Regions from separate parts of the Homo sapiens genome. Here all the other regions are linked to region 4. Evidence: chromatin loops called from intact Hi-C (ENCODE). Cell type or tissue: endothelial cell of umbilical vein. All regions are shown on one strand. Links, peaks and the distances in the headings refer to the core of each region. The heading gives the core; the rest is flanking DNA.

Region 1 (6,239 bases), core at 877-5,876, 130 kb before region 4:
GCCAACATGGTGAAACCCAGTCTCCACTAAAAATACAAAAATTAGCTGGGCATGGTGGTGCACACCTGTAGTCTCAGCTATTCAGGAGGTTGAGGCAGGAGAATCGCTTGAACCTCAGAGGCAGAGGTTGCAGTGAGCTGAGATCATGCCACTGCAGTCCAGCCTGGGCCACACAGAAAGACTCTGTCTCTAAATAAATAAATAAAATATATATAAACAACTCTGAAAATAATAAAATAAAATAAAATAGATGTAAAGAAACAAAATACATGCTGTGAGCACATCATCAGTGCTAGAGAAACTAACTTTGCCTAGTATTAGTGCTATAGTATTAGTATTAGAATTAGTGTATTATAGTATTAATAGAATATTAATATTAACGTATTAGTGCTCATAGCTGTGTAAAAAATAGCACAACATTTAGCAGCCTAAAGCAACAAATATTCATTATCTCACTTGGTTTCTGAGGGTCATGAAATCAGGGCTTAGCTGGGTAGTTCTGGCTCAGGGTCTCTCCTGAGGTTGCAGTCAAGTTGCTGCCTCTTGTTACAGTCATCAGAAGGCTTGACTGAGGTGGAAGATTCATTTCCAAGCTCACTCATGTGAGACCTCAGGTCCTTGTGGTGGTTACTAGAGGCTTCCGTTCAGAGCCTCCATGTGGGACATCACAGCTGGCATCCTCCAGAGTGAATGATCCAAGACAGGACAACCACAGTGGTAGCAGCAGTGCCTGTTGATGATTTGATCTCCAAGTTTGCAGACCACTTTCATTTTATTCTGTCCATTAGAAAGGAGTCACTAGATTCAGCCCGCACTCAAGGGGAGGAAAGGTAGTCTTCCCCTGTTGAAGACAGAAGTATGAAAGCATTTATGGACATATTTTTAAAACTATCGCAGAATGTATGAAGAATATCATGGCTTAACTAAGCACATATACACACTGAAAACTAGTTTAAATAGCGTGGAACATTTCCCTGTAAGAAGTACGTTAAATGCAGTTTCTTGAACGTGAAGCCATTTCAACGTTACAAAATCTGTCCTAATATTGACATTTACTCTCTAATATTGTCAGTTATAACAAATGCCATGGCACAGTGCTTTTCACATTTTGTTCCAACACTCAAGTGGGTATTTGTCATGCCTTGTAGTTGCCAGCAAGTTTGGCAACTTTTCCTATGTTTGGGGAATTTCTTCCATTTTCAAGACTGCTTCCTGAGGCAGAAGCCAGAACTTTCTTTCCTATCCACCCTTGCAGCAAGCATCCAGGGATGGAACTTCTGTTCTTCCACACAGACACTTCCATGTACGATGTAGATTTGGAAGATGGCAGCATGGCCCTGAATCCAGTTTCTAGGAAGGATGGAGTAAATGTCTCCAATGATGGAATCAGACCTTGGACTCTCTCCATCTTGGGGTTCTGCTTCCCCCCGTGCCGGCTTTATTCTCAGATTGCCTGTCTCTTCCAGTGCTCCTAGTGCCTCATCACCGCACTCCCAGTTTATCATTCTCAGAATTTTCATTATCAATTGCTTCACTTAAACAAACGAACAAACAAACAGTGGAACAAATAATAGCTATTTTATTATTTCCACAGATTTTGTGAATCAGGAATTGGAAAAGGATACTATGGGGACAAACTGTCTACGCTGCATACATAATAATATGGGGCAATTAACTAGAAGGAATCAGTGGCTGTGGGGGAGGAGTCACTTGATGGCTAGGGGCTGGAATCATCTGAAGGCTCACGCAGTCATATTTATAGCAGTTAATACTGCCTGTTGTTTGAGGGCAGTCACCTGAAACAACTACATGTGGCTACTTGGGCTTCCTCACAGCATGGTGGCTCAGTTCCAAGATCAAGTATCTCAAAAAAACAAAGTGAAGTACAGGTACAGCAACTTTTATGACCTAGCCTCAGAAGTCACATAGTATCACTCCTCCATAGACACAAGCCCCTTTCCAGATTCAATGAATGAGAACACAAACCTCCCCCTCCCCCCACATTCCATCTATTAATGGGAGGGGTGTCAAAATCACATTGGAAGAAAAACATTAGTAATGGGAGATACTGGTATAGTTTTGCTGTGTGGCAGGTTGTATTTTTCCAAAGATGACCAACGATAAACTAACTTGTACCAGGCCCATCCTTAAACAGCAGCCAGAAAATTTTAATACAATTTTGAGGCTTCAGAAGGTGCATTTCTAAGGGATACCCTACGATGCAGCTGTGTTACTCCAAACTGTCTTATACTAGGGGCTTGTTGGAAGCTGAGTCTGGGGTTAACAAAAATATCATTCAAATAGTACTGTGGTGTGAATGTGTCCCTCACACACCTACTTTACAGGGTTGTTGAGAAATTTTTATTCATTTATTTTAGAAATGGAATCTCACTATGTTGCCCAGGCTGGAGTGCAGTGGTGGCTATTTACAGGCACAATTATGACAGACACAGCCTTGAACTCCCAAGCTCAAGCAATCCCCTGGCCTCAGCCTCCCGAGTAGCTGGGACTACAGGAACGCAACACGACGCTCAGCTGAAAATTAAATGAGAAGATATATGTAAAGAGCTTAGAGCAATGCTTGTCACATAGTGACATGTTCTCAATCCGTGTTATTATTATCATTTCAGTGCCTTGAAAGCCATTTTTATCAAGACTGTGGCCTCTGACAATTTGGCGCCATACAATGGAGATGGCGGGTGGCAGGTGGCAGGTGGCACTCTGGTGACCCCATGTCATCACCACGTGGCTGCCTCTTGACCCTGGCAGAGTCTAAGTTCCCTTTCTTCTCTCAGCACCGCAGGGCAAGGCCCGAGGAACTGCTCTTGCCTGAGCTCCTGTCGTGTACTTCGGAGGGCCGGGCCTGGCGCTTAGAAGGAGGGGTGCTGTTGAGGTCAGGACACAGGAGCAGGCCTCTGACAGCTTACAATGCTGTGTGGCAAAGTGTAAAGGGGGTGATTCTCCCGGTTACTATCCTGAGGCCCTCTCGCAGGGGCAGTTCTCTAAGAGTTGGCGGAAACTCCAAGAACCAGGGCAGCAGGCTCGTGACAGCCCGTGTTCCCAGGGATCACAGGAGTTCCAGGAAGAGGCAAGACAGTTCTTACAATGTGACCCAGTAGGAGAGCCATTGGTGAGGTCTTGCACAGTGAGGTTAGTGTGTGCAGTCTCCAGGCTGATAGAAGTTCTTGATGAAGAAGTCTCTGCCTGCACCATATGAACAAGGGCGTGGCCGGACAGTCGTGTGGCTGCCAGATCCCAGCTCAGCCACAGGCCCCTACCACTCCACAACACAGAGCCTGGGCTCTGGGTTCTGTGGTAGATATGAGGTCCTGGGTAGTGGGGAATGGAGTGGAAGTCCTGGGAAAAGGGATAACAGGACAAACTGAATCTCATGTGCACAGAAAGGAAGGACAGCATTGCAAAACAAGGAAGGGGAACAGAAATATCTCATTGCATCGTAGGGTAGCGGGGGCAAAGAGGAGGCCACTGCGCTGCATCCAAGACTGTGCAGTGGCGATGGTGCCTTCAGCCACCAGGAAGGGCGACTTTGCCACGCTCCCCTGCATGTGGCGTGGCACAGCCGACACGCGCATTTCTACAAAGCCTCCCTCCCGTGTGACTTGTGGCACGTGCGAAGAAGAAAAGCGGCCCCTAGGGGCAGGGGTCCAGGAACTCTGCTGCTGCCCGTGCACCTCATTCCTTGAAACCTACTCTGCTTAGAACAACACAAACTAAACGCCGCCCTGTGGGCCGCGTCCCTGCACCACCAACCAGGCGCCTCCAGAACGCGCTCCCAGGAACCCAGAAGTTTGCTGGTGTGTGTTTGCGGCGCCCGCGCACCTCGAAACTGAAAGCGCAACTGGAGGGCCTGGAGTCTCGCCCCAGCCAAAGGCCCGCGAGCGCCGCTGCCGCGGCCTCCACCCCAACCGAGAGCGCGCCGCTCCGCTGCAGTTGTCTTCACTGCCGCAGCGGGCCGGGGGCAACAGTGAGCCGCGGCGGCGAGAAACCGAGGTACCGGCGTGGCGGCCGCCCCAGCCCGGGCTGAGAGAGCCGAGACAGTGGCGGCGAAAACTCTCTGCGTTCTGGAGGGAGGGTGCGGGCAGGAGGAGGTAGAGGATGCCTTGTAAGCGGAGCAAAAACAAGGTTCAACGTCTGCACCAGGATGGCCGAGTGGTTAAGGCGTTGGACTTAAGATCCAATGGACATATGTCCGCGTGGGTTCGAACCCCACTCCTGGTAGCTTTAGGTTTTTCTCTTAAATCATTTTATTTTTTAAAAATACGAATCTCACTGAACACACCACGCCTTGGACATTAGAATTCCGACTTCTGGCTGGGAGAAGCGCAACGCTCACACGCAAAGTCCTGCTTCCCACCAAGAGACCGCGCAGGCGGCGGCCCTCAGAGCTCTGCTCACTTCCCCAGCTGCGGGGCGGGAGGCGGCCGGGAGGGGGAGGGCTGTGACCTGGAGGGTATTTTTAAAACTGCCTCTGCAAAAAAGTGAAAAATGCATCTCTCTTTTTTTTCCCTTTCTCTCTCTCTCCCTTTTTTTTCCCCCGCCAATGTTAATTTTGTGCACACAACTCTTCTATTAACTCCTAGAAGGCGGAGACTGTATCATCCTAGATGTAAAATGCACTCCAACTTGGGTTCGGCTTAGAATTTTTAAATACAGCGTGGTCAAGTTTTTTTTTTCTTCTTCTCCCTTTAAAATTGTTTGTTTAATGAGAGCCATCTAAGAATTTTTAAAAGTTGCAAGTACACTGCAAATAACTTTTTTTCCTCTCTTGAATCATTTAAAAGTAAAATACCTAGTGGATGCCCAAGTACTACTATTAAAATCAGGAAATTAACATTGATGATTTAATACCATCTAATCCTCGGTGCGCAATCGGTCACCAGTTGTCGCAAGAATGTTCTTTATAGCAAAAGGCTCCTCTTCAGAATGATGCGTTGCATTTACTTGTCCTGTCTCCTTCGGCTTCTTCCGTGTGGATCAGCTCCTCAGCCTCTGCTGACTTTCATGATCTTGACACTTCTGCTGACAAGCCAGCCGGTTTGTAGAATGTCCCTTTGTCAGTCTAGGTTTTCTGGTGTTTCCTCCTGATGAGATCCAGGCTCTGTTTATTTAGCAGGACTTCCACAGAAGCCATGCAGTGTTCTCACGGCAGCCTCTCAGGTCGCATGATTTCCGTGTGGCCTGCTTCTCTGCCAGGCTTCTCCTCTGTAAAGTTACTGTTTTCCCTTTGTGATTAGTACCTGTTTTAGAGGGAAGTGCTTTGAAGCTGTGTAATATCCGGTGCCTTATCAAATTTTCATTTTATTCAATTATTTATGGAATTATAAGTTATGTACGTATGTATCCATGGTGCCCTATTTTAATTAATGGTTACAATCCATTCATTCATTTTGATGCTCAGAGTGTCTCAGATTGGGCCAGTGACAGCCCATTCAAGCTGACTTTTGACCTGTCTGCATTATTCTTTAGCACTTCCTTACTTCCTACTCCAAGATGGTCCAGATTTACCTTGTGCTTTCCTGACCCAGTACTAGAATCAGCCATTTTCTAAAGATCCTTGGTTCCTTTTAGTGGAGAATGGTATCTAGAAACCAAGGTCTCAGTGCTAGGTGTGCTCATTGCTTTTGAGGTGTTGCTACTTCCAGGCCCTCTGGGTAGACAGAATTAAGGAGTGTGTGTGTGTGCATATTTATCTATTTGTATATCTATATAAATATATATCTATATTTATTCATATATCTTTATGTATATCAAGGAGTTTATATATACCTCCAATTCTGATCCAACACTATAGACTTTGTTCTATTTTGTCTCCCTGTCCATGTTTGTAACTCCCTGAATTCCTGCCTCCCCAGTGCAGATCTATACATTGCTTAAGCTCATGTAATGGCTTTAGAATTGAATTGTTCAAAAAGGAAAGAGAAAAAGAGTGTCTACATATTTTGGAAATAAACATCCTGCCAGCAACTGAGAACAGGCTCTGAGCCACTCACTATTAGATACTTGGGATGTGCAGATAAATAACCCGGCCTCTGTCTCAGTGAGCTCAGATAGCAAGAGACAGAGATTTTAATAAGCCACATTTGTAATGAAAAAATATGAATTATGCCCAAGGTGCTAAAGGAGTGGTTTGGGAAGGCCTGACTCTTCCTCAGAGAGCCAGCTTTAGTTGAGAGGTGAAAGAAGAGAAGCAGGGATGAGGGAGGGGCAAGAGGGAGAGG
Region 2 (6,239 bases), core at 592-5,591, 86 kb after region 4:
GCCTTCATACTCATTTTTATTTTATTTTTTTAGTATTATACTTTAAGTTTTAGGGTACATGTGCACAACATGAAGGTTTGTTACATATGTATACATGTGCCACGGGTGGTGTGCTGCACCCATTAACTCGTCCTTTAGCATTAGGTATATCTCCTAATGCTATTTAAAGACTTCATTTTCTCCTATAGTTTACAAGCTGTGGCCTACCTCTGCTACTCTGCCCTGCAGTTAGAGTGGACTTTTCCCCCAAGACTCTTGTTCATGCAGGTTCCCCTCTGTTAAATGCTTCTGCACCCACCATTATATGGCAGCCTGCACATTTTTCCTCAGTTTAAATGGAGCCTTTTCAGAGAAGTCTTTTCTGATTAATCTATCAAAATACAACTCTCTGTCTCTCTCTCTCTTTCTGTCACTCTATCTTGGTTTCTTACTATCACAGTATTTTTGTAAACTGTGTTAAGAATTTTAAATTGTATCTTAAGAGCATTGGGAAAGCCAGTGAAAGGTTTTCAGCAGGTACGTCTTATGATGGCATTACATTTTTGAAAGATCATTCTGGCTGCTGTGTGAGAAATGGACTGTGGATTGTGAAGGTGAGAGTGTTGGGTGGGGGAAAACAGGAAAGTAAAGACACTTGTTAGCAGGTATTCCAGTTCAGAAGATGGATGTGTGTGGTTGTGGAAATGGAAAGGTCTGGATGGATTTGAGATAAGTCTTTTTTTTTTTTAATATATATTTTTTATTGATCATTCTTGGGTGTTTCTCGCAGAGGGGGATTTGGCAGGGTCACAGGACAATAGTGGAGGGAAGGTCAGCAGATAAACAAGTGAACAAAGGTCTCTGGTTTTCCTAGGCAGAGGACCCTGCGGCCTTCCGCAGTGTTTGTGTCCCTGGGTCCTTGAGATTAGGGAGTGGTGATGACTCTTAACGAGCATGCTGCCTTCTAGCATCTGTTTAACAAAGCACATCTTGCACCGCCCTTAATCCATTTAACCCTGAGTGGACACAGCACATGTTTCAGAGAGCACAGGGTTGGGGGCAAGGTCACAGATCAACAGGATCCCAAGGCAGAAGAATTTTTCTTAGTACAGAACAAAATGAAAAGTCTCCCATGTCTCCTTCTTTCTACACAGACACGGCAACCATCCGATTTCTCAATCTTTTCCCCACCTTTCCCCCCTTTCTATTCCACAAAACCGCCATTGTCATCATGGCCCGTTCTCAATGAGCTGTTGGGTACACCTCCCAGACGGGGTGGTGGCCGGGCAGAGGGGCTCCTCACTTCCCAGTAGGGGCGGCCAGGCAGAGGCGCCCCTCACCTCCCGGACGGGGCGGCTGGCCGGGTGGGGGGCTGAACCCCCCACCTCCCTCCCGGACGGGGCGGCTGGCCTGGCGGGGGCTGACCCCCACCTCCCTCCCGGACGGGGTGGCTGCCGGGCGGAGACGCTCCTCACTTCCCAGACGGGGTGGCTGCCGGGCGGAGGGGCTCCTCACTTCTCAGACGGGGCGGTTGCCAGGCAGAGGGTCTCCTCACTTCCCAGACGGGGTGGCTGCCGGGCAGAGGGGCTCCTCACTTCTCAGATGGGGCGGCTGCCGGGCGGAGGGGCTCCTCCCTTCTCAGATGGGGCGGTTGCCAGGCAGAGGGTCTCCTCACTTCTCAGACGGGGCGGCCGGGCAGAGACGCTCCTCACCTCCCAGACGGGGTCGCGGCCGGGCAGAGGCACTCCTCACATCCCAGATGGGGTGGCGGGGCAGAGGCGCTCCCCACATCTCAGAAGATGGGCAGTCGGGCAGAGATGCTCCTCACTTCCTAGATGGGATGGCGGCCGGGAAGAGGTGCTCCTCACTTCCTAGATGGGATGGCGGCCGGGCAGAGACGCTCCTCACTTTCCAGACTGGGCAGCCAGGCAGAGGGGCTCCTCACATCCCAGACGATGGGCGGCCAGGCAGAGACGCTCCTCACTTCCCAGACGGGGTGGCAGCCGGGCAGAGGCTGCAGTCTCGGCACTTTGGGAGGCCAAGGCAGGCGGCTGGGATGTGGAGGTTGTAGCGAGCCGAGATCACGCCACTGCACTCCAGCCTGGGCACCATTGAGCGCTGAGTGAACTAGACTCCGTCTGCAATCCCGGCACCTCGGGAGGCCGAGGCTGGCGGATCACTCGCGGTCAGGAGCTGGAGACCAGCCCGGCCAACACAGCGAAACCCCGTCTCCACCAAAAAAATACGAAAACCAGTCAGGCGTGGTGGCGCGCACCTGCAATTGCAGGCACTCGGCAGGCTGAGGCAGGAGAATCAGGCAGGGAGGTTGCAGTGAGCCGAGATGGCAGCAGTACAGTCCAGCTTCGGCTCGGCATCAGAGGGAGACCGTGGAAAGAGGGGAGGGGGAGGGGGAGGGAGAGGGAGCGAAGTTTTGAAGGAAGGTCAGAATTACTTATGTATTAAATGTGGAAGATGAAGGAGAGAGAAGCTGGGGCTGGCTCCCAGGTTTGTAGCTGGAGTACCTAGTTGCAGGGAGGAGCCATCTACTGAGTTGGAGAAGTCTGAGGAGGAACAAGCTTTGGAAGAAAGTAAAGGTTTTGAATATGGACATGGTTTAATATGCCTAGGAGGCGCTGAAGTAGAGATGTGAAAATAGTGGGATATGAGAGTTTGGAATCCAGACTCCTAGGTGGTTCTAGATGTTCTTTAAATCCAATAGGAGTAGATGAGATTACTCAGACACAGTATACAGTGGGGAGAAAAAAGAGCCTAGAACTTAATTTTGAGGAGATTCATTACTTATGAGTCAGCAGCTGCTGTTGAACCAGCAGGAAACCAGGGCAGTGTCACAGAAGCAGGGAAACAAGCTTCTGAAAGCTCAAGTTGCTCAGCCTTGAGGAGTGCTACCAAGGTCTGAAGCAAGGAACGTGGGTGGCCAGCTCTCCGGGCTTACTTGGGACAGTTCTGGTTTGGATTTGTTGTTTGAGCACAGTTATCATCAAAAATACTCTAGTTTGTTGGTTAATTATATGGTCACCCTGAAGATGATGCTAGAAAGGTCCGTTTGGCAATGGGAAGGTTATTGATGACATTGGTAAAAGCCTTTTCAGTTGAGTCATGGGGCAAATAGCAAGTTGAAGTTAAAGGGAATGTTAACAAACCATAGCTGTTAAATACTTGAGCATTTTTTGTATTGTTCTCTATACGTTTCTGTACATTTGAAATATTGTACTTAAAAATCATGCATGAGAGTTGATAAAGTAGAGACAGAATGTAGGCAAGTCTTCAAGAAATCTTGCTCTGAAAGGGAACAAAAGAACTAGGGAGAGTCAATTTGGTTATAAGCTCTTAAAGTATATATGGAAATACTCAGTTATTTAGAAAGAGGTTGATAGAAATTTATTCCATGAGCCCTAAAAGGCCATCAGATAAACCAGAGGGCAACTGCCTAAGAAAAATACAATCAGTACAGCAGCCTGTGTGGCTGTCTTTTAGTGTCTAAAATGCAATGCTAAAATGCAGTTCAGCAAAAGCAATTTACCTAAGGGTCAAGGCAGAATTCTCACCTTTCTTTTTCTTTAAATTACAGAAAAGGCCTAACACGTTCCAGCTCCTCTACGAAACTTTCCTGTTTTAGCCTTTGTTGAACTCAAATATCATGCCTTGTTGGGACCATGGCATTTACTTTTCTAATAGCTGTTCTTCAATTTCTGTTCAGAAGTGATTCATGTGGGTTCTCTGTCCCTAACTATATTAGAATCTCCTTGAGTACAGAATTCATGAGTGCATGCTGCTTTTATACTCTTTGCTACCCTAGTGCACTTACTCAATGCTTCTAACTCATTCATGGCAGTGCCCATTTGGCTCCTGAGAATTGGATTAGTGCCTAAGACAGAGTGGTGGGTACTTTGGGTTCGCCATACAGTGTGAGTTTGCTGAACACCTCTTGCTTTGATGATTAGTGTGGGTTTTTCTTGGCTTTGTTTTTACAGAGTACAGCGCCTGAGGAGGAGCATGAGAGTCCCCGAGCTGAAACTCCCAGCACTGTCACTGAGGTTGACATGGATCTGGACAGCTATCAGATTGCGTTGGAGGAAGTGCTGACCTGGTTGCTTTCTGCTGAGGACACTTTCCAGGAGCAGGATGATATTTCTGATGATGTTGAAGAAGTCAAAGACCAGTTTGCAACCCATGAAGTAAATATCTGTAGTTTCTTAGCAGGGTGTGTCCCCCACGGGACCTGAGCCTTAATCAGGGACTCTACTCTCCTATTTGTTATCTACTGAATTCTGTTCTTTGGAAAGGTCAATGGTTTATTTCAGGAACTGTGATATTTAAATAGTGCTTTGTCACAAAATTGGTATGGGTGATTAAACTGTGCCTCAGAATTAGATTTTAGATTTTAGTCTCCTTGTGTGTTTTGGAGAGCCACTGATGAAAATCATTGCATAGTACTGCTCAGTTCTGAAGTGCATTGTTATATTTCAAAAGCAAACGAGTGAACCAATACACCAAATCTTTAAGATTTGAGTGTTCCCTAGGAAATGATTATTCTTTTTAATTGCATGATTAAGCAAATGTCATACCCAGGGTTCCTGTATTTTTTCATATCATAAAAGTTTCCTGCTCCTTTGAGGACATACTATATTGCAGCATAGTGAATTTCACTATATGGAGATTTCTTTTGGTTAAATTTTTCTTTTGTATAGTTATGTGAATTGACAGATCTTATTTGTTGTTTTGGATAGAAAATAATATAAGTGGTAATATCTCTTAAACAGTTCCTCTTGGGTGAGTATGGTATTTTATTTTATATATATATTTATATATATAATAAATAAATATATATTTATATATAAATATATATAAATAAAAATAAATATATATTTTATTTTATATATAAATAAAATATATAAATAAATATATATAAATAAAATATATAAATATTTTTATATATAATCTATTTATATATTATATATGTATATGTATATGTGTGTGTATATATATATATTTATAATTTTTTTTTTTTTAACAGAGTCTTACTCTGTCACCCAGGCTGGAGTGCAGTGGCACAATCTTGGCTCACTGCAACTTCTACCTCCTGGCTTCAAGTGATTCTCCTGCATCAGCCTCCCAAGTAGCTGGGACTGCAAACATGTGCCACCACGCCCGGCTAATTTTTTGTGTTTTTAGTTAGAGACGGGGTTTCACCTTGTTGTCCAGGCTGGTCTTGAACTCCTGGCCTAGGTGATCCACCTGCCTCAGCCTCCCAAAATGCTGGGATTATAGGTGTGAGCCACCACACCCAGCCTTTTATTTTATTTATTTAGAATTCCATGTTCATGATCTATGAGTAGCATAGTCAGCATTTACTTTAAAATAGCTGGTATTATCAGATGCATCATTGCTTGCTTTGAGCTATTTCTCTTTTAACTTATGGCAGGTGTTTATTCCTATTTTCAGAGATTAAAAAATGTGGTCAATGTCTATTTTATTTGCGCTCTACTAGGCTACCTTTTTCTGCATCACTGACATTTAGGTTAGGCATTAGCAATTTGTTCAGTCTTCCTTTTTTTTTTTTGCACTGAGTAGCTCACAAATTATAACAATGTCCCTTTCTAGGCTTTTATGATGGAACTGACTGCACACCAGAGCAGTGTGGGCAGCGTCCTGCAGGCAGGCAACCAACTGATAACACAAGGAACTCTGTCAGACGAAGAAGAATTTGAGATTCAGGAACAGATGACCCTGCTGAATGCTAGATGGGAGGCTCTTAGGGTGGAGAGTATGGACAGACAGTCCCGGTGAGTGGAAAGCCAAGAAATGCACTTAATTCCACAGGCTGCTTTGCACAGTTGAGCTCTAGTAGATGTCTGCATGTCTGTGAAAGCGAGATGATTACAGAACTTGCCTTGGAAAAGTAAGACTCTTTTCTACGGGTAATATTGCTGGAATTCTGCATGATCTTTGTTTCCCCTTTGATGTGTTAGCCACACCAAAAGATAAAAGTTGGAATACAGAATTTAACAAAAAGGAAAAAGAGGATAGGCATGGTGGCTCATGCCTGTAATCCCAGCACTTGGGAGGCCAACGCGGATGGATCACTTGAGGCCAGGAGTTTGAGACCAGCCTGGGCGACATGGCGAAACTCCGTCTCTACTAAAAATACAAAAATTAGCTGGGCATGGTGGGCCATGCCTGTAATCCTAGCTACTTGGGAGGTTGAGGTATGAGGATCGCTTGAACTCAGGAGACAGAGA
Region 3 (6,239 bases), core at 484-5,483, 130 kb after region 4:
ACTGCTTATATTCCACAGCGTTAGCATGAGATGTATGAGATTTTATCTGAATTTTAAAGCATGCAATTCGTTGTGGAAAGTTATTACTGTGCCTTTAAATATTAAGAGCTAAAACTTGACATTGAACACATTAACATTTGTTTATTTGGGGGAATGGCTTTTCCTTTGTAGATCGCTACTCAAAAAAGTAGGTTGTCTGAAAGTCAAGAAAAAGCTGCGAACCTGAAGAAAGACTTGGCAGAGATGCAGGAATGGATGACCCAGGCCGAGGAAGAATATTTGGAGCGGGATTTTGAGTACAAGTCACCAGAAGAGCTTGAGAGTGCTGTGGAAGAGATGAAGGTGAGGCGGGGACGACCAGTGCCAACAGGCTTCATGCCTCCCTCCTCCCTTTAAAACCAGCACATCAATCATCTGTCTATCTGTCAAACACTATGTGCATGTAGCATCTTTCACAGTAGGTTTTTGAATTAAAAAAACATAACAGGGTAGCTGCTCTAATTTTAGCAGGGGAAGAAAGCCAGGAGTCCACATATTTGGCTTGGCCCATGAGTTGAGTCCATGAGGGCCCATGAGACAAGCTCTTAAGTTAGACCTTTGGGAGGCTACAGAGAATGACTTAAAAACCTCTGGTAGTGGGCATGAGGAAGAATGATCATTTTTTTTTAATTGGGGTAAATACATATAACATTGGTCAGCTTAATTTTTAAGTGCACAATCCAGTGGCATTAATTGCATTCATCACTATTTCCAAACATTTTCACAAAGAGTTATTTTTTGTAAGGGGAACAAAAGAGACCTCCCAAGTTGTCTGAGGTTTATTCTTATTTTCCTGTTACTAATCTTCCAGTTAATACATACGGCACATATGAACACTGACGTTTCATTAGAGCAGGTAGGAATAGCGGTAGGAATGCATCGGGGAGTTCATATTAGTTGGATCCACTGGATACATTTCCTGTAAACTTGTACTCCTCTGTCGATAGTCTTGAACACTCTCTTTTTATATATAATAAAAGAACTGGGCATCATTCCCAAATTTCTAACACAGCTTCAACTGTCCTTGAATGTTCAAGCCAAAGGAGATGGTGTTTTCAAAGCTTTTTTTTCCTGTAAGCTTAAGCAACACAGTGACTAATGTTTTACCTCAAAGTTAACTTACCTAGAAGTGTAACTAAAGCAAAAATCTGTGATTTTTTTCAAAAAAGGGATTATATGACATTCATACATTATTATACATGAATCAAAGTAAATATGACAGGAGACTTGTTGGAAGTTGTTTTTTCACTAAAACATCTTTTTTAGTGTAGCTCTTTTTGAAAGATTTAAAAATACTCAGTACATAAGGTATTTTAAAATAGGCTACCATGTTAAGAATTGTCTCATTTATTGTCTTTCTTTACACTATTGGCATTGTAGTTCTGTGGATTTTAAAAGTTGCTATAGATGAGATTTGAGAAAAATGATATTTAAATATTTGATTGGGCAACATTTTATTTATTTTTATTCTTTCAAACAGCCATTAGGACTTACAAAACCACTACACTTAATTACTTTCCCCCAATCTAAGGAAGTTCAAAACCATTAAGTAGTAGAGAAAAGTAAAGGGGAAAGTGAAAGACTGTTTTATTTGTATTTATTGCCATTAAAAGTAATGGCATAAACTGCAATTACTTTTGCACCAACCTGATAGGTTGATTTTCCTGAATGTCAGATTGTTTATCTTAGCACTGAGAAACAGCTATTTCTGGATCAGATCATCTCAGTCTAACTTTATCATTGAAATGCTATTAATTAGCAGAAGGATACATGTGCCTATGTTCTATAATTTTTTAAAAAGCTTAAATTATTTAGAGAACTTTTAAAGATACTTCTACCATAGTGTACCTCAATTTTTGTGAAAATATATTTATCACAGTGTAATCTGCTCAGCCCTCCAGTGATAATGAAAATTCACTCACTTAAATTCTGATCTTGGACCCAGACTTTGAAAATACTTCATGTCAGTAAACATACTTTGGATAACTTACGTTAACACTGCTGTTATGAAATGAAAACATTTGTGGGAGCTGAGTACATTGGATGCATGAGTGAAATTTCAGAGTTAGCATTCTTATTTCAAAAACGCTCAACTGGGCTGGGTGCAGTGGCTCACGCCTCTAATCCCAGCACTTTGGGAGGCCAAGGTGGGTGGATCACCTCAGGTCAGGAGTTTGAGACCAGCCCCGCCAACATGGCGAAGCCTCATCTCGACTAAAAAATATGAAAATTAGGTAGGCATAGTGGTGGGTGCCTGTAATCACAGCTTCTCGGGAGGCTGAGGCAGGAGAATTTCTTGAACTGGGAGGCAGAGGTTGTAGTGAACAAGACTCTATCTCAAAAACAAAAACAAAAACAAAACCCCACAAAGAACCATTCACTGTTACCTAAATAATGTTCTATTTTGGCAGTTAGAATCATCCAGATGTTTTAACTTTGGTTTAATTCTTGAAAAAAAAAGAAAGAAAAGAAATTGGTTACTGAGAAAGGGAGACGTTTTTCAAGTTCATCCATCCTTTCTTGGAACAGAGGGCAAAAGAGGATGTGTTGCAGAAGGAGGTGAGAGTGAAGATTCTCAAGGACAACATCAAGTTATTAGCTGCCAAGGTGCCCTCTGGTGGCCAGGAGTTGACGTCTGAGCTGAATGTTGTGCTGGAGAATTACCAACTTCTTTGTAATAGAATTCGAGGAAAGTGCCACACGCTAGAGGTATGCTATTATTATTATTGTTGTTATTATTATTATTATTATTATTATTATTATTTTCAGTGATGTATTTCTGAGATCCAAACTCTGTAATGTTTTGGCCATTTTCAAATCTTGGAGAAAACTTCTCTTTTCTTTCAAATTCTGGATTATAAAGAAAAAATAGTTCTTGGGAAATAGTTTGATAAAAATGAAAGAGGGGTTAAAAACAGGAGACCAAAATCTGTCCCTAATTATCAGAAGGTTCTTGGGCAAGTCATTTTGTATATTCAAACTTTACTTTTTTTATAGGTGCAATCCAGGTTTTCATGTAACAGATGATCTGTAGGGCCTATTCCAGTCCAAAAATTGCAGAGCACATTTCAAGCCTCTCTTTTGTTTTGTTTTGCCTGGTTGAGTACATAGAGAGGAATTATTTTCTTTTGAGTGGTGTCTAAAGTTCAAGAGTCACCTGAAGGAAAAATAGAACTTAAATATGTGACAGTTTTACTGGGTCTTAGATAAAATACCTTTTTTTTTTCTCCCTGGCCATTACACGTAAAATGTAGATGAGTCTATGAAATTTTTTTAAACTAAGAGTGAGGTTTTGCTTGTTTGTTTTTATAGTAGTATGACTTTTGTTATTGCTTGTTGGAAGATTTAAGAAGGCTTTCAATTTACAACAATTTAATTTACATTCAATTTGACGTAAAACAAATATTTGTATTGTGGCAAATCTTGAAATGGTAAAAAATGGCAACTGCAATATTTAACCTAAATTCATTCATTACTTTGATCATTCATTCATTTGTAAATTCATTCGTTTCTTGTTCTAAACCAATTTTGTGCTAAGATAAATATATATCATTGAGGCAAGTTAGTAAGAAAGCTACTTGATTTGGGATCTGTCTGCTTCTTGGAAGTGGTCTTCTTTGAGTCATTTTTTCTTTCCCATAAGAAAAGAGGTTGTGCTTGCATCTGAGCAGATTTTTGGTCTGCTTTTTGCTTGTGGAAATTGGGGGACTAGAACCTCTTTTCTTTTATTCTAATTCAGTGGCTGGAAAATTATGGCTGAGGATTTTGTTTTGTTTTGTTTGAGACAGGGTCTTGCTCTGTCACCTATGCTGGAGTGCAGTGGTATGATCACAGCTCACTGTAACCTCAAACTCCTGGGCTCAAGTGACCTTCCTGCCCCCGCTTCCTGAGTAGCTATGACTCCAGCCTTGCAATGCCACACCTGGCTAATTATTTTTAAATTTTTTTTGTAGAGATGGGGGTCTTGCTATGTTGCCCAAGTTGGTCTGGAACTCTTGGGCTCAAGCCATCCTCCTGCCTTGGCCTACCAAAGTCCTGGGATTAAAGGCATTAGCCACTGCACCCGGACTGGCTGAGGGTTTAAATCTAACTTGTAGTTTGGTTTTGGATACCTGGTTAACTGAGAATAGTTTATACATTTCTCAAGGGTTGTACAACACATACCCCCCTCCAAGAAGAATCTGTGATAGGAAGCAAATGTGTCCTCCCAAAACCTAAAATATTTACTGGCTGGCCCTTTGTAGAAAAATGTACTGCTCCTTGATCTGGTAAGCATACTTCATATGGAGAGTGGACCGGCAGGTGCCTTCACTCATTTATGTAAACCAGAAGATGCCTCCACTCATTCAGTACATTCAAGACGACAAGCCCAGGAGGCATCCAGCTGAGTTCTTTCTCCTAAACTTACCACTCAAATAAGTTCCTCTTATAATAAGGGATTATAAATTTATAAATGTTTCCACCCACTACACAACCCCTGGGTCCCTGCTCTGGAAACCTCAGAGGGGAATGAGTGATCAAAACCAACACAGTAAGAACAGTATAACTCCAGTTTTGGTAAAATGTGGCTCTCTTATATTGACATGTCCTCATGAATTTAGAAAAAAGTTGGGAAGGCTACATTGCAAACTTTTACATCAGTTAGCTCCAAGTTGGAATTGGGTGGGGCCCAGGAGATTTCAATTTTCTATGAAATTATTTTTTAAAAATTTACAATTGGGAGCAATTTTTTCATTTTGTTCAAAAACCAAACTTTTTTTTTTTTTTTTTTTTTTTTTTTGAGATGGAGTTTCACTCTTGTTACCCAGGCTGGAGGGCAGTGGCGTGGCCTGGGCTTACTGTAACCTCTGCCTCCCAGGTTCAAGTGATTCTCCTGCCTCAGCCTCCCGAGTAGCTGGGATTACAGGTGCCTGCCACCATGCCCAGCTAGTTTTTGTATTTTTAGTAGAGATGGGGTTTCACCATGTTGGCCAGGCTGGTCTTGAACTCCTGACCTCATGTGATCCACCTGCCTTGGCCTCCCAAAATGCTGAGATTACAGGTGTGAACCACCGCACTTGGTCTTTAAAAAACAAACTAAATAATGTTTCTCTCCTGTTTTTCTTACTAATTATATAGTTCTATTTTTGACATTTAAATCAGATCATGGAATTTATTTTAAAGAGTGAGGCAGCCTCTTGCCCACTCTTTGCTCCCCACCCTTCACCAACTGGTCTCATATGATTTTGTTGATTATTTTATTTTATTTTATTTGAGATGGAGTCTTGCTCTGTTGCCCAGGCTGGAATGCAGTGGTGCAATCTCAGCTCACCGCAACCTCCGCCTCCCGGGTTCACGCCATTCTCCTGCCTCCTCCAGAGTAGCTGGGACTACAGGCATCCGCCACCACACCCGGCTAATATTTTTATATATATATATATATTTTTAGTAGAGACAGGGTTTCACCGTGTTAGCCAGGATGGTCTTAATCTCCTGACCTCATGATCTGCCTGCTTCAGCCTCCCAAAGTGCTGGGATTACAGGCGTGAGCCACCACGCCTGGCCGATTTTATTTTATTTTTTTGAAGTTTCAACTCCATCAGTTCTGAATTCCTAGGTATACTCACATCCAAATGAAATTATTAGCGATTAAAGAGAATGTGTAGTACTAGAGATACGATGTGTGAAATGGCTTTTTGTCTAATTTAAAATTTTTCATGCTTTAGGAGGTCTGGTCTTGTTGGATTGAACTGCTTCACTATTTGGATCTTGAAACTACCTGGTTAAACACTTTGGAAGAGCGGATGAAGAGCACAGAGGTCCTGCCTGAGAAGACGGATGCTGTCAACGAAGCCCTGGAGGTTGGAACCCGTGATCTCCACGGCATTTCTCTTTGCTGTGATGAGGCCACACGTGTATTACAATGAGGAATGTAATGCTTTACGCAGGCAAATGCATTTGCTTCCTCAGTGGTTTTCAATGTCACTTGCATTTTCTTCCATAGCCTGAAGTGTTTATACAATCATGTGTATTTAGATTATTGGTGACCCATTATATCAGCCTCAAGACGTGGTTAGCTGTTTGACATCTTACATTTTAGACATGTTGAAGCACTCTAGTGGTTTTCCAGTTTATTTTAGTAGGCCCTGGACAAAGCTCTGCCATATGTTATTAGGACAACTGCTCTCTTGTTTCATCAACAAGTTATTTTTACTCACTAA
Region 4 (6,239 bases), core at 355-5,354:
TGTGGTGGTGGGTGCCTGAAATCCCAGCTACTTGGGAGGCTGAGGCAAGAGAATCGCTTGAACCCGGGAGGCGGGGGTTGCAGTGAGCTGAGATTGCGCCACTGCACTTCAGCCCGGGCATCAGGGCGAGACTCTGTTTAAAAAAAAAATAGATCTCTATCTCTATCACTATCTCTCTGTCTATCTATGTATCATCTATCTATCTATCTATCTATCTATCTATCATCTATCTATCTATCGATCTCTATCTTTATCCAGCTGTATCATCATTTTCACTAGATGCTAACAATAATATAACTGAGATAAACCAAAGTTTCAAAACAAGCTTGAAAATGTGAAATGAATAATTTGGAGGCGGGACTGGCCATTTAGGCATCTATGAAGGCCCAGATGACTCATGTCTGGAAATTGCCACTGCTCAGGAAACCACTCCTGGGAGCCCTGCTCGTTTTGCCATCCTTCCTGCTTTCTTGCCTGCTGACAGGACTCTATGTCAGCTGTTTCCTTTTTAGATGGAAGGGTTAAAAGATTCACTACTTGGGTCCCCCATTAGAATCACCAACATGCTTGTGCCCCACAGTCAGAGATCGTGACTTGATTGGACTGAGGCCCTGCTCTGTAGCTTGTCAAAAGCCAGCCAAGGGTGTCCAATGTGGAGGGTACAGGGGAATGTATTCGTCCCCCACTAGACTGAAAGCTCCATGGGAGGGAGTAGAGGCAGCTTTGTTACTGCTGCCTCCTAGCACCTGAATGTGTGCCTGATGTGCAGAAGAGGCTCAGTAGCTGCTTGTGGAATGAATGAATGAATTAGTTCCTTTGAGTAACAGGAAGTTGGAAGAAGATTGGACAGAGGCTTAGTTATGGTCTTTGCTGATGTAGGAGAGTGTGCTATGTTAGGCTGAACAGTGGCTGTCATCTTGGAAGACACTCCAGGAAAAGGTCACAGGGGAACAGGTGGCTGATCTGGGGGAATGCTGAACAGACCTCTCAGAAGAGACAAGGCTCCAGGGCAGTGGTGTCCTTATGAGGCAAGGCAGGTTGAGAACTTTGGGAAAGAGAATTTCATCAGGGGCTGAGTGTGTGTGTGTGAATGTGGATGTGAGGCCAGATGGGGACACTCCTGGGAGAATCTCCTGAACTGTGGCTTATTCTTTGTTTTTTTTTTTTGTTTTTTTTTTTGAGACTAAGTCTCGCTGTGTTGCCCAGCCTGGAGTGCAGTGACACAGTCTTAGCTCACTGTAGCCTTGACCTCCCAGGCTCAAGTGATCCTCCCACCTCAGTCTCCTGAGTAGCTGGGACTATAGGTATGTGCTCCCATACCTGGCTAATTTTTAATAGTTTTTCTGTAGAGATGGGATCTCACTATGTTGCCCAGGCTGGTCTTGAACTCCTGAGCTCGAGTGATCCTCCCTCTTGGCCTCCCAAAATGCTGGGATTACAGGCCTGAGCCACCATGCCCAGCCGTGACTCACTCTTAAAGGAGCTCAAGTCTTTTGTGTTGGAACTCCAGGAGGTTGACGACCACACTCATCTATTCAGTCAGCATTTGCTAGGTACCTAGCACACGCCCAGCTCTGGGGAGGTATGGGGATATAAAAATGAAGGTGATTTGATTCTTCCCCCGTGGAGGTTAGGACCTGGAAAGGATGGTGTGTGAAGTGAATGCTAGGTTTGCTGGTGGCTGAAAGGAAGGAACGTTGTCATCTTTGTCATATGTTAGGGATTGCCAGACCCACCAGTTGACTATATCCAAATAAAGGAACACAGAATTTGGAGTGATCACAGGGCAGTGAGATTTGTCTGGGAAGATATCTTAGGACTCGTGAATTTTTTGCAGATCTTAATAATTATAGAGAAAATGAGTAGGTGGTTAGGAAGACCAGGTAACTATAACTTACAGAGGTGAGAGAATGAGAATTGTTAAGTTGGGAGAAAAAGAGTAGAAAGAGCGACATGTGAAAGAAAAGAATCGGCCGGTGCGGTGGCTCATGCCTGTAATCCCAGCACTTTGGGAGGCCGAGGCGGGCAGATCACCTGAAGTCGGGAGTTCAAGACCAGCCTGACCAACATGGAGAAACCCTGTCTCTATTAAAAATACAAAATGAGCCGGGCCTAGTGGCGCATGCCTGTAAACCCAGCTACTAGGGAGGCTGAGGCAGGAGAATTGCTTGAACCTAGGAGGCAGAGGTTGTGGTGAGCAGAGGTTGCGCCATTGCACTCTAGCCTGGGCAACAAGAGCGAAACTCCATCTCAAAAAAAAACAAAAACAAAAGAAAAGAATCTTGGGTGGAGAAAATGAGAAATGGGATTAACATGGTACTGAGCAGTTCTTTTTTTTTTGTTTTGAGACGGAGTCTCGCTCTGTCGCCCAGGCTGGAGCGCGTGATGGGATCTCGGCTCACTGCAAGCTCCTCCTCCCGGGTTCACGCCATTCTCCTGCCTCAGCCTTCCGAGTAGCTGGGACTACAGGCGCCCGCCATCACGCCCGGCTAATTTTTTGTATTTTTAGTAGAGACGGGGTTTCCCCGTGTTAGCCAGGATGGTCTGGATCTCCTGACCTCGTGATCCGCCCGCCTCAGCCTCCCAAAGTGCTGGGATTACAGGCATGAGCCACGGCGCCTGGCCCTGAGCAGTTCTTTAAGGGATGAGACTTGGCCCTCAAGATCTGGGTTTCCATTACCCCTGCCATCGTCAGGGTAAGTCACTGAACCTCTGAGAAGGGGACTCCCAACCAGGAGGATCACAGGATCTCCCAACCAGGGAGGATGCCCCGGGAGAGTGTGGTCAGGATTCATGATGTTACACATTTTAAAGTTCTTTGCAAGCTATAGTAATAGTTCCAGGTAAATAAATGGAATAATAAATTCTGTAAAAATTATAAAAACCTAGTCTGTTGATAATGGGCTCTTTTAGGTAGAGTCTAGGGTAGGAAATCAAACATTATATTCATCATGGTACTTGAAATATATTTAAGCTGAAGCTGTGCACTCCATCATGTTTTTGATATATTTTTCCTTGGCATTACTTGAAAGGCATGCTCATGAAACTGGATTTGGATCTGTTTCATGTTTTCACTTGCGTTCTCTGACCCCTACTTAGAGGGCACCAGGTGCTTCCTATTCTAACCGTTTGCAAATTCAAGACTTGGTTGGAGGGCCATTCAGGGGACTGGTGTGGGGTTAGATAGGATCTGGACACAGCGACTCCCTCGCTCCTGCTCCAGTATTTTGACCTTAATTTGAACAGTTCAATGAACTGGCAACTGAAGTCGTTTTTTCCCACTGAACTAGACCTTTCATTGTTTTGCAGAGGAAGATGACTCATAGCCAGGTTCTACCATTGTGCTAAAGTGAAATTTTAGTCTAGGACTAAAGGAACACAGGCCAAACTTTCTGTCTGAGCTGCAGAGTATTGAAACTTAGATTGTGAGCTGGGCAGGAATTCCTGTGGCCCTCTGTGTGGAGTTGCTCTCAAGGAAAAGGAGCATTTAAATACGTTTTTGACTCCAAATTTAATTTTTAGTAATATAGTTCAAATGTCCTTTAAAATATCTTAAGTAATCAGACTGTTTTCTAAAAAAAAAAAAAATGTAATGCAAAATGAAAATTCTACAAAGTAGAAAACTGTCATTTCCTTCCTCTCTCCAAAACCATTGTTAATAGTTTCGTTTCTTCTGCTACCCTTGTTTTCTATGAATGTAAAAATGTATGCCTCTATGGGTGAGCATGGCTTTTCTTTTTTGAACCAAAATTGAAACCATCCTGATTTAGTGGCATCCCACTTAAAACATTATTAAAAACTACCTGTGTACATGTATCTTCGCTTACTTGGGCAATTGCTGGGGCAAATATGCTTTTACTGTTAAATCGTCATCTACAACAGATGACATGTAGAGAGATGAAATGTAGTCTATAGTTGTTTGAACTTGCATTTCTTTTTTTGTGGAACTGAACTTCTCTGCATATGTTTATTGGCTCTTTGGACAAATTCGTCAGTGATTTGGCTTTTCATGCATTGCTCATTTTCTTTTGTTGCTTGGATCCCTGACTTTTATACTCTTAATGATTCCAAGGGAAATTCCTACAAAATGGCAGATTTGGGAGGACTTATTTGAATTTCTTTTGAGTTCTAAAATGGTTAACTGCTACCTTAAAAGATAGATATTATTTTCAGATATCTAGGACAGAGGTTTGAGTCTTTGGACTTAGATTCTATAGTATTTTCTTTCTTTTTTTGGCTGATATGGAAGACGTCATCATCCCAAACTGTGCTGAGACTAGTAGTTATTTAGATACACTATTTTATTACATTTTCGTATACTGATAAATTATTTCCATATGGATGGTAAGTCCCAGATTTATTTATGAAAAAAACCATTTTTTATATATTTTATGGAACATGGAGTTAGCAGAAAGATGCTGTGGAGTTAGGCTTAAAATTAAGCCCTAACTATTCTGCCTCCTGTTTTGGGGCTGTTGTCAGTCTTTAAAGGTACATCTTTGTAAAATTTTTTGAACATAACTTGACAGATTGCAAGAAGGATTATAATAAATGGTGTCTGTTTGTGTTAGAGTATTTCAAGTCAGTACAGGAAAAAATACATTTAGATGCTAAGTGAAGATAAGACATTAGTTTAAATGAGGCCCCGTATGCACCATCATATTGAAAATTTACCAGTGTGTCCTCGTCCTTCAATTTAGATTCGTTAGTGATTTTTCACATCAAAGCATTGAAGCTGTAATTCTATGTTGGGTTCATTTAACCACAGATCCAGTAAATGGCAGGAAATAGAGAGCTATACAGGACAGCAAATGGCCTGCAGTTGTGTGGAGGATATCTTTGTGGCAAGATGCCCCAGATGTTTTGCTGTTTTCAAAGTTTGCTATCATTTGTTCAGAAAGGTTTTCATTGCTTGCAAGCAAGCAGGCAAGCAAAGGAAAAGGGCACGCAGCCGCCTCCCCTATGATTCTGTGCTCTTTGCCTTTGATGCCTTATATAAAAAGCTTTATTTAGTCTGCAGAGAGGTTATTTCTCCAAATAGAGGTGAACTGTCATAGTAGTCTGGAAACGTGATAGATTTCAGTTGAATGCCGCTGATCCAAATACTCTGAAAGGCTGGGCTGTGTGGCACTTGTAAGATAGGCACCTTGCACAGATTCTTCCAGGTCACTTGCACATATCGCCAGTAGAAATACCTCATCAGATAGCGATCCACTTGGCACTCTGAGAAGCAACTCCTATCACACCGACACTGCTACTTTTCTCCTGGCTCAGCCAGTCTCTTGCTGGGAACCTGCTGCCAGAGTTAGTCACTTGGCTTCTGCCCTGGCCTATTTTCTTGTTGACTTCTGGATTCTGTGCCTTTAGCTTCTCCTTGGACTCATTGGCCATTACTCTCTTTCTGGTGTTAGTAGCTCCTAGACTGTGTTTGACAGAAGAAATTTATTCCCCTAGCAAATTCACTTTCTACTGAGGTAACTCTAACCCACCCATGCAATCTAGCATCTGCCAATACTCTGAGACCCACTGATTGTTAATCAGTATTTATTATCTAACTCTGAGTAACGAGTGTTATAGCAGGAAAAGTAGAATCTTTTTTGTGTGTGTACGAATGTGGTTTAAGGGACTTTTGGGGATAGAGGAGAAATAAACACCTTGAAATGAATTATTATATTTTACCTTTGCCCATGTGAATTCTTTAAAATAATTATTAAATTCTCACTTTGCTTATATGCATTAAAAATTTCATAGTGATGGTATTTAAAGAGGGAGGTTATGGACATTTTGCAAGTTGGTTGAGGCAATAGTTCTCATTTCCCTTTTCATGTCCCACGGGACATGTCATATCTGTCTGCCTCCCTCCTATGCATTTCTCCTGCTGTTGCAAGGAGAATCTTATGTTTTATGATGAAAATTTATTTGGTGACTAAGTGAAGTGTGCACTATTCTTTTAAAAAGTCCTTGAGATTGCATTCTGTATATTTGCTGAATTTGTTACTAGGCCTTACGCTGCAACATTTCTGAGTAATCAAATCTAAATAAAAATAAAAGGTCGTTCAAGGTAAATCTATGTCTTGATTACTGAAATAAAGTATTGACATTTATTTCCCATAATTTGGGAAGTTATTCAGTAAATAATATTTGCCTGGTGTTTTATAATGAATCATTTTTATCATATTGGGTTTGTGTTAGGAAGACTGTCAGCATTGATTTTCCAGTAGTTTTCTAAATTTTCTCAT
Region 5 (6,239 bases), core at 667-5,666, 67 kb after region 4:
TTGATTGCTGATAATGGGTTTAGGTAAGTCATAGGACAGATTCTGTCTCCCTGCTGTATCTGTTTCTTTGTACAATTTTGGCAGCACCAAGCTAGATTTGCAAATTCACCTTAACGTGTTTGCCATATTATGTTAGTACTGTTTTTTGTTTAAATCTACAGTCATGTGTCACATAAGGATGTTTTACTCATTGATGGACCACATATATGATCGTGGTCCCAGAAGATGATAATGAAGCTGAAAAATTCCCATAGCTTAGTGATGCTGTAACTGTTATAAGGGCATAGCACAATGCCATTTACTCGAGTGTATTAGTCTGTTCTTATGCTGCTACTAAAGACATACTCCAGACTGGGTAATTTATAAAGGAAAGAGGTTTAATTGACCCACAGTTCCACATGGCTGGGAGGCCATGGTGAGAAGCAAAGGAGGAGCAAAGTCACGTCTTGCATGGCGTCAGGCAAGAGAGAGAGCATGTGCAGGGAACTAACCATAAGATCTCATGAGACTTGTTCACTATCATGAGAACAGCACAGGAAAGACCCACCCCCATGATTCACTTATCTCCCACTGGGCACCTCCCATGACACGTGGGAATTATAGGAGCTACAATTCGAGAGTTGGGTGGGGACACAGCCAAACTGTGTCATCAGGTATTTGTGGTGATGCTGTTGTAAACAAACCTACTGTGCTTTCAGTTGTAGAAATGTCTAGCACATACACTTATGTACAGTACATAATACTTGGTAGTGATAACCAACAACTGTGTTACTGGCTTATGTATTTATTATAAATTTATCATTATTTAATTAATTTATTTATTTTGATATGGAGTCTTGCTCTGTTGCCCAGGCTGAAGTGCAGAGATACAATTATGGCTCACTGCAACCTCTACCTCCCCTGTTCAAGCGATTCTTCTGCCTCAGCTTCCTGAGTAGCTGGGATTACAGGCATGTGCCACCACGACTGGCTAATTTTTGTATTTTTAGTAGAGACGGGATTTCACCATATTGGCAGGCTGGTCTCGAACTCCTGATCTCATGATCTGCCCGCCTTGGCCTCCCAAAGTGCTGGGATTGCAGGTGTGAGCCACTGTGTCTGGTCCATTATTTTAGAGGGTACTCCTACTCATTAAAAAAAAAAAAAGTTAACTACAAAACAGCCTCAGGCAGTTCCTTCAGGAGGTGTCCCAGAAGAAGGCATCGGTATCATAGGAGATGACAGCTCCATGTATGTTATTGCCCCTGAAGACCTTCCAGTGGGACAAGATCTGGAGGTGGAAGACAGTGATATTATTGATCCTCACCCTGTGTAGGCCTAGGCTAATGTGTATGTTTGTGTCTTAGTTTTTGACAAAAAAGTTTGAAAACTAAAAAAATACAGTTTTAAAAATTGAAAAAGCCTTGTAGAATAAGGACAAAATGAAACAGAATATTCTTGCACAGATGTGTGATGTGTTTGTGTTTTAAGCTGTTATTATAAAAGTCAAAAAATTAAAGAAATTGAAAAATTTATAAAGTAATCTAAGGTTTATTATTGAAGAAAGAAAAATATTTTAAAAATAAATTTAGTGTAGCCTAAGTGTACAGTGTTTATAAGGTCAACAGTAGTATACAGTAATGTCCTAGGCCTTCACATTCATTTACCACTCACCCAGAGCAATTTCTAGTCCTGTACGCACCATTCATGTTAAGTGTCCTATACAGGTGTACTATATCTTTTTTTTTTTTTTCGTTTGAGACAGCGTATCTCTCTGTTGCCCAGGCTGGAGTGCAGTGGCGCAGTCTTGGTTCACTGCAACCTCCGCCTCCCAGGTTCAAGCGATTCTCCTGCCTCAGCCTCCTGCGTAGCTGGGATTACAAGTGTGCACCACCACAACCAGCTAATTTTTATGTTTTAGGAGAGATGGGTTTCACCACGTTAGCCAGGATGGTCTCCAACTCCCAACCTCAGGTGATCCACCCGCCTTGGCCTCCCAAAGTGCTGGGATTACAGGCATGAGCCACTGTATCCAGCCTAAAATCTTTTATATCATATTTTGACTGTACCTTTTCTGTGTTTAGATACATAAATACTTACCATGTGTTACAGTTGCCTGCATTATTCAGTACAGTAGCATGCTCTATAGGTTTGTAGCCTAGGAGTGATATGCTATACCATCTAGCCTAGGTATATTGTAGGCTATTCCATCTCGGTTTGTGTAAATATACTCTATGATGTTTGCACAATGATGAAATCACCTAAGGATGCATTTCTCTGAATGTATCCCTGTCCTTAAGTGACTCATGACTGTATTTGGAATCTGAGTGCCGTGAAGTCAAGAGCTGCTTTCACCAGCCTTGATTTTCGCATACTGTATGACAGAAAGTAGGCACTGATCTATCTCTCTACTGGAAAATCCAAGGCCCAATTCTGCATCTGATTTGTTATTGATACAAAGAATTAGAATTTCACTCTTTTAAGAAATCCAAACTGCACTTTCTAAATCTTACTTTCTTATTCAATTTTTTGTAGATTTTTTTCTATTACTACTACTATTGCTGAAAAACATGATCTGTGGTAGAAATATTAATAATTGTGCTTTGAGAGTATTGAAGTAGGGTAAGAATAATACAGTATCAGATCAGAGAGAGGGTGGGACCAGATCTCACAAGATTTTTATTTGGAGTTTGGATTGGATTTGCCTGTAATGGATGCCCATTAGGGTAAATCAGGGAAATTGACACAATGTGGTCTGCACATTAAAATTGGAATTATTCTGGCTCTTACGTAGAAGCAAAGAGATCAGTTGGCTGGAGCTGGAGTTCAGGCAATAGATAATGGCGGTTTGGGCTAGAGTTGACACAATGACCATGGTAAGAAGTGGTCATGTTTGGGATGTGTTTTTGGAAGTGGAAGGACAGGGCTGGTGGGTAGGTTAGAGGTGGAGAAGAAGTGAAAGGAAATGAATCAGGAATGACTCCTTTGTTTTTGGCCTGAGCAAGAGTCATTATTTCTTGATATGTGATGTATTTGCAATTAATCATATTCTGTAGTCCGTGGATGTGTGTGTGTGTATGTGTGTGTGTGTGTGTGTGGGTGTGTGCATATTTGTGTGTGGCCTTTCTCCAGAGTTGACCAGTTCCTTAAGGCATTCCTCTTTGATTAATCCTATATTTCACCTATATGTGGTCATGCTCTATGCAGAAATTGCTCATCGGTCACCCTATGACCTGGTGTGCCTGTAGACAAGATCTATTTGTTTAGCACAGTGTTTTAGGAAATTACAGTTACCAGGAGGTTATACATATAAATTCAGATTTCCACCTTCTTTTTAAAAATGAGAAGTTCTGCCCACAGTGAACCTGAATTCCCATATGGCCACCCTTAGCTAGAACTGAGCAGGAGCTGCCACTTGAGCCTGCAGAGCCAGCTGATTCTCCAGATGTGCCTGGGGCTCATCAGGTTTGCTTCCCTCACATGTGTCATCACTGCAGTTGTTTGCAGCCCTTGCTCCCCGCTAGACCCCCCTGGCTTCTCCCCTTGCATTGTGCTGACCGTTCGCCTTTGTGCTCTAACATTTTAAAATCCAGCAGCAGTAGTGTCCCAGCCGCAAGCATGAGTGCTGGTCTCACTTGTCAAAATGGTGATGGTAGAGGGAGATGAGACTTGGGGACAGCCAAAGCTGGCCACGCCAGGGCTGTAGTATCTGTCATCTAGAGTTGTGTCATGTGGTTGTTTACTTTTTTTAAAGTTAAATGTGACCCAAGGCTTATATACCCTTCAAGTTCAAGACTGTTCATTTATACCATTTTGTATTTATTGGAAAACTATGGAAACTCTCTTGAGAATAAGGAGAATGACCTGAACTTGGCATTTCTGCAGGGCCAAGCACAAAGGAGGTATTCACTAAATATTTGTCCAAATGCATTATTCAACTGTATTCTCTTTGTCAGAGAAGTCTCTGCAAATGAGTCTTTGCAAAGATTTCAAAATTGAAATAAGAGGTTAACTGTCAGGATGAATCAGTTTTTATTTTTATTCATAGATGACTTCTGACATTTCCAAGCTGTTTCACAGAGTGGATCCCAAGTTTACAGCTTGTGATACCAAAGCACCAGACACGCTTTAAAGTGGTGTACTAGAAAAAAAAATAGTCTGCATTTTGAATTCATCAAAATGTAGTATATATCTTGTTGCTCTCTTTGGGGGGCCACTAAATATATCCCACCCACTCCAGTGATTAAATATTTTTTTCCCTACATATCCCAGTCCAGTGATGAAATATTTTCTTCCCTATCTGTCCTAGTCCTGTGTCTTCATAATTTTAGTAGCAGTATAGCACAGATGTTGAAAACATAGATTTAGAGCCAGATTTTGTGGTATCAGATCCTGGTTCTGCCTCTCATTTGTTAAGTCACCTCCACATCAGTTTCTTCGCCTGTAGAATGAAGAAGATGATGCTGTTTTTCTCGAAATACTATTATAAGGAAATAAATAATACATCTAAATAATACAACTAAATCTTTATAAGTCTCTTAGAACATATGATACATAGTAAATGCTTGCTATCATTATGTCTAAGAACATTTCATATTTCTACTGCCTGTTTCCGTATGGCCTATGAGCTGAGAATGGTTTTTACAGCTTTAGGTGGTTGCAAAAAAATCAAAAGAAGAGTAATATTTTGTGACATGTGGGAATTATGTGAAATTCAAATTTTAGTGTCTATAAATAAAGTTTCATTGGAAGATAGTCATTCCAATTGGTTTATTTGTTTATGTATTCTCTATGGCTGCTTTCACTTTACAACAAAAGGTAGTTAATTGTTTTTGAATGAGATATGTTCCTGCAGGTCATCATATGACATATTAATGAAACCTGAGACTTGTGAGATCTTTCTCTGTGAATTGACACTACCATGTTCTCATGTTCAGGGCCTGCTTTTGCCTTCCTGCTTGAGATGAAGAAGTGCTTAGTTGTTGTCTCAGTCCTTTCAGATATTGTTGATATTTTATTACACTTTTCTGCCAATAGAAAACACTAAAGTTATGCTTGTGATATAGTCACATCAACCATTTAATGAACATCTGTCATCTTAGTTTAACAGGTAAACAAATAGATGCAGAAAGGCCAAGTAACTTGCCCAAAATTCTATGGCCAATAAGAGGCTTCTTGTTTACAGATGAGGTCATTAATGGACATCCATAATTATTTATAATATGAATAAATATTTATATTTCTTTTTTTTTTTTTGAGATGGAGTCTCGCTCTGTCACCCAGGCTGGAGTGCAGTGGCGTGATCTTGGCTCACTGCAAGCTCTGCCTCCCAGGTTCATGCCATTCTCCTGCCTCAGCCTCCCGAGTAGCTGGGACTACAGGCGCCCGCCACCACGCCCGGCTAATTTTTTTTTTTTTTTTGTATTTTTAGTAGAGACGGGATTTCACTGTGTTAGCCAGGATGGTCTCGATCTCCTGACCTCGTGGTCCGCCCGCCTCGGCCTCCTAAAGTGCTGGGATTACAGGCGTGAGCCATCGTGCCAGGCCTGTATTTCTTTTATATAATGCTGTTTTTGTTGTTGTTGTTTGTTTGTTTGTTTGTTTTTTTGAGACAGAGTCTTGCTGTGTTGCCTAGGTTGTAGTGCAGTGGCATGCAGTCTCCATCTCCTCTGGGTTCAAGCAATTTTCCTGCCTCAGTCTCCCAAGTAGCTGGGATTACAGGTGTGCACCACCACACCCAGCCAATTTTTGTATTTTTAGTAGAGATGGGGTTTTGCCACATTGGCCAGGCTGGTCTCGAATTCCTGCTCAAGTGATCCTCTCGCCTCGGCCTCCCAAAGTGCTGAGATTACAGACATGAGCCACCGTGCCCAGCCAGTTGTTTTATATTATACTATTTTTTGGAAAGTGGAGAGTGGATTTGAGAAGGGTTTCAGGCTGCCCAGGTGTTATATTAGCTGCCCTTGCCATCATCAGTATTTTCTAAGATCCTTTCTATGCCTATATAACCCCATTTGTTTCTCCCATGCGCTTTACCTATATAATATATTTTTGCTATGCCTAAGACCTGAAAGTGAATTCGGTTATTTGTTGGCTATTTTGCAGAATTGTACTTCTGGTTGGGTGGGGGAGGGGGATTAGACGTAGGCAGGTGACGAAGGCCACTTCTGCCCATTGCTTTTACTGACAGTGGGTAGCAAGTCCTCAGGGGACTTTCCCCTCAAGGGGAAATTACCCCTTACCCGGCTTCCTGAAGTTCT

The links. Hi-C counts contacts between places; a loop is a spot of excess contacts. Peaks named below come from ENCODE experiments on the same cell type or tissue, not always from the same donor. Only the 100,000 strongest peaks of a DNase experiment are listed, where the experiment ranks them.
Region 1: a loop joins it to region 4, with 8 times the contacts of the local background. A loop is called at or near these places in 13 of 110 quality-filtered maps.
Region 2: a loop joins it to region 4, with 4 times the contacts of the local background. A loop is called at or near these places in 2 of 110 quality-filtered maps.
Region 3: it touches region 4 in a loop (5-fold over the local background); 4 of 110 quality-filtered maps call a loop at or near these places.
Region 5: a loop joins it to region 4, with 6 times the contacts of the local background. A loop is called at or near these places in 12 of 110 quality-filtered maps.

The regions. Positions count from the first base shown.
Region 1 is chr6:144,212,391-144,218,629 of GRCh38, forward strand. TRL-TAA1-1 (tRNA-Leu (anticodon TAA) 1-1) reads left to right here and starts at 4,157; the gene lies at 4,157-4,239. RefSeq lists enhancers at 3,624-3,913, 4,244-4,373 and silencers at 3,788-4,252, 4,464-4,513. In endothelial cell of umbilical vein, for the core only: a CTCF peak has its summit at 3,973; a DNase peak (open chromatin) is centred at 4,131; H3K4me3 peaks cover 1,454 bases; H3K27ac peaks cover 837 bases.
Region 2 is chr6:144,431,964-144,438,202 of GRCh38, forward strand. UTRN (utrophin) reads left to right here. Exons shown (of 75, transcript NM_007124.3): 10 at 3,972-4,175; 11 at 5,602-5,783. Among named protein-coding and RNA genes, the nearest start is that of SNORA98, 29 kb to the left of the region's middle. RefSeq lists an enhancer at 1,657-2,159. In endothelial cell of umbilical vein, for the core only: no CTCF peak of the experiment used is centred there; a DNase peak (open chromatin) is centred at 2,808; H3K27ac peaks cover 1,104 bases.
Region 3 is chr6:144,479,641-144,485,879 of GRCh38, forward strand. It overlaps UTRN (utrophin), which reads left to right. Exons shown (of 75, transcript NM_007124.3): 26 at 172-342; 27 at 2,569-2,748; 28 at 5,745-5,879. Among named protein-coding and RNA genes, the nearest start is that of SNORA98, 77 kb to the left of the region's middle. In endothelial cell of umbilical vein, for the core only: a CTCF peak has its summit at 2,650 (motif pointing left); a DNase peak (open chromatin) is centred at 2,661.
Region 4 is chr6:144,346,683-144,352,921 of GRCh38, forward strand. All of the region lies in intron 2 of UTRN (utrophin), which reads left to right. Among named protein-coding and RNA genes, the nearest start is that of SNORA98, 56 kb to the right of the region's middle. RefSeq lists an enhancer at 2,497-2,606. In endothelial cell of umbilical vein, for the core only: no CTCF peak of the experiment used is centred there; DNase peaks (open chromatin) are centred at 439, 3,219 and 5,219; H3K4me3 peaks cover 217 bases; H3K27ac peaks cover 5,000 bases.
Region 5 is chr6:144,412,997-144,419,235 of GRCh38, forward strand. The region is part of intron 3 of UTRN (utrophin); the gene reads left to right. Among named protein-coding and RNA genes, the nearest start is that of SNORA98, 10 kb to the left of the region's middle. In endothelial cell of umbilical vein, for the core only: no CTCF peak of the experiment used is centred there; DNase peaks (open chromatin) are centred at 2,315, 3,035 and 4,885; H3K27ac peaks cover 2,192 bases.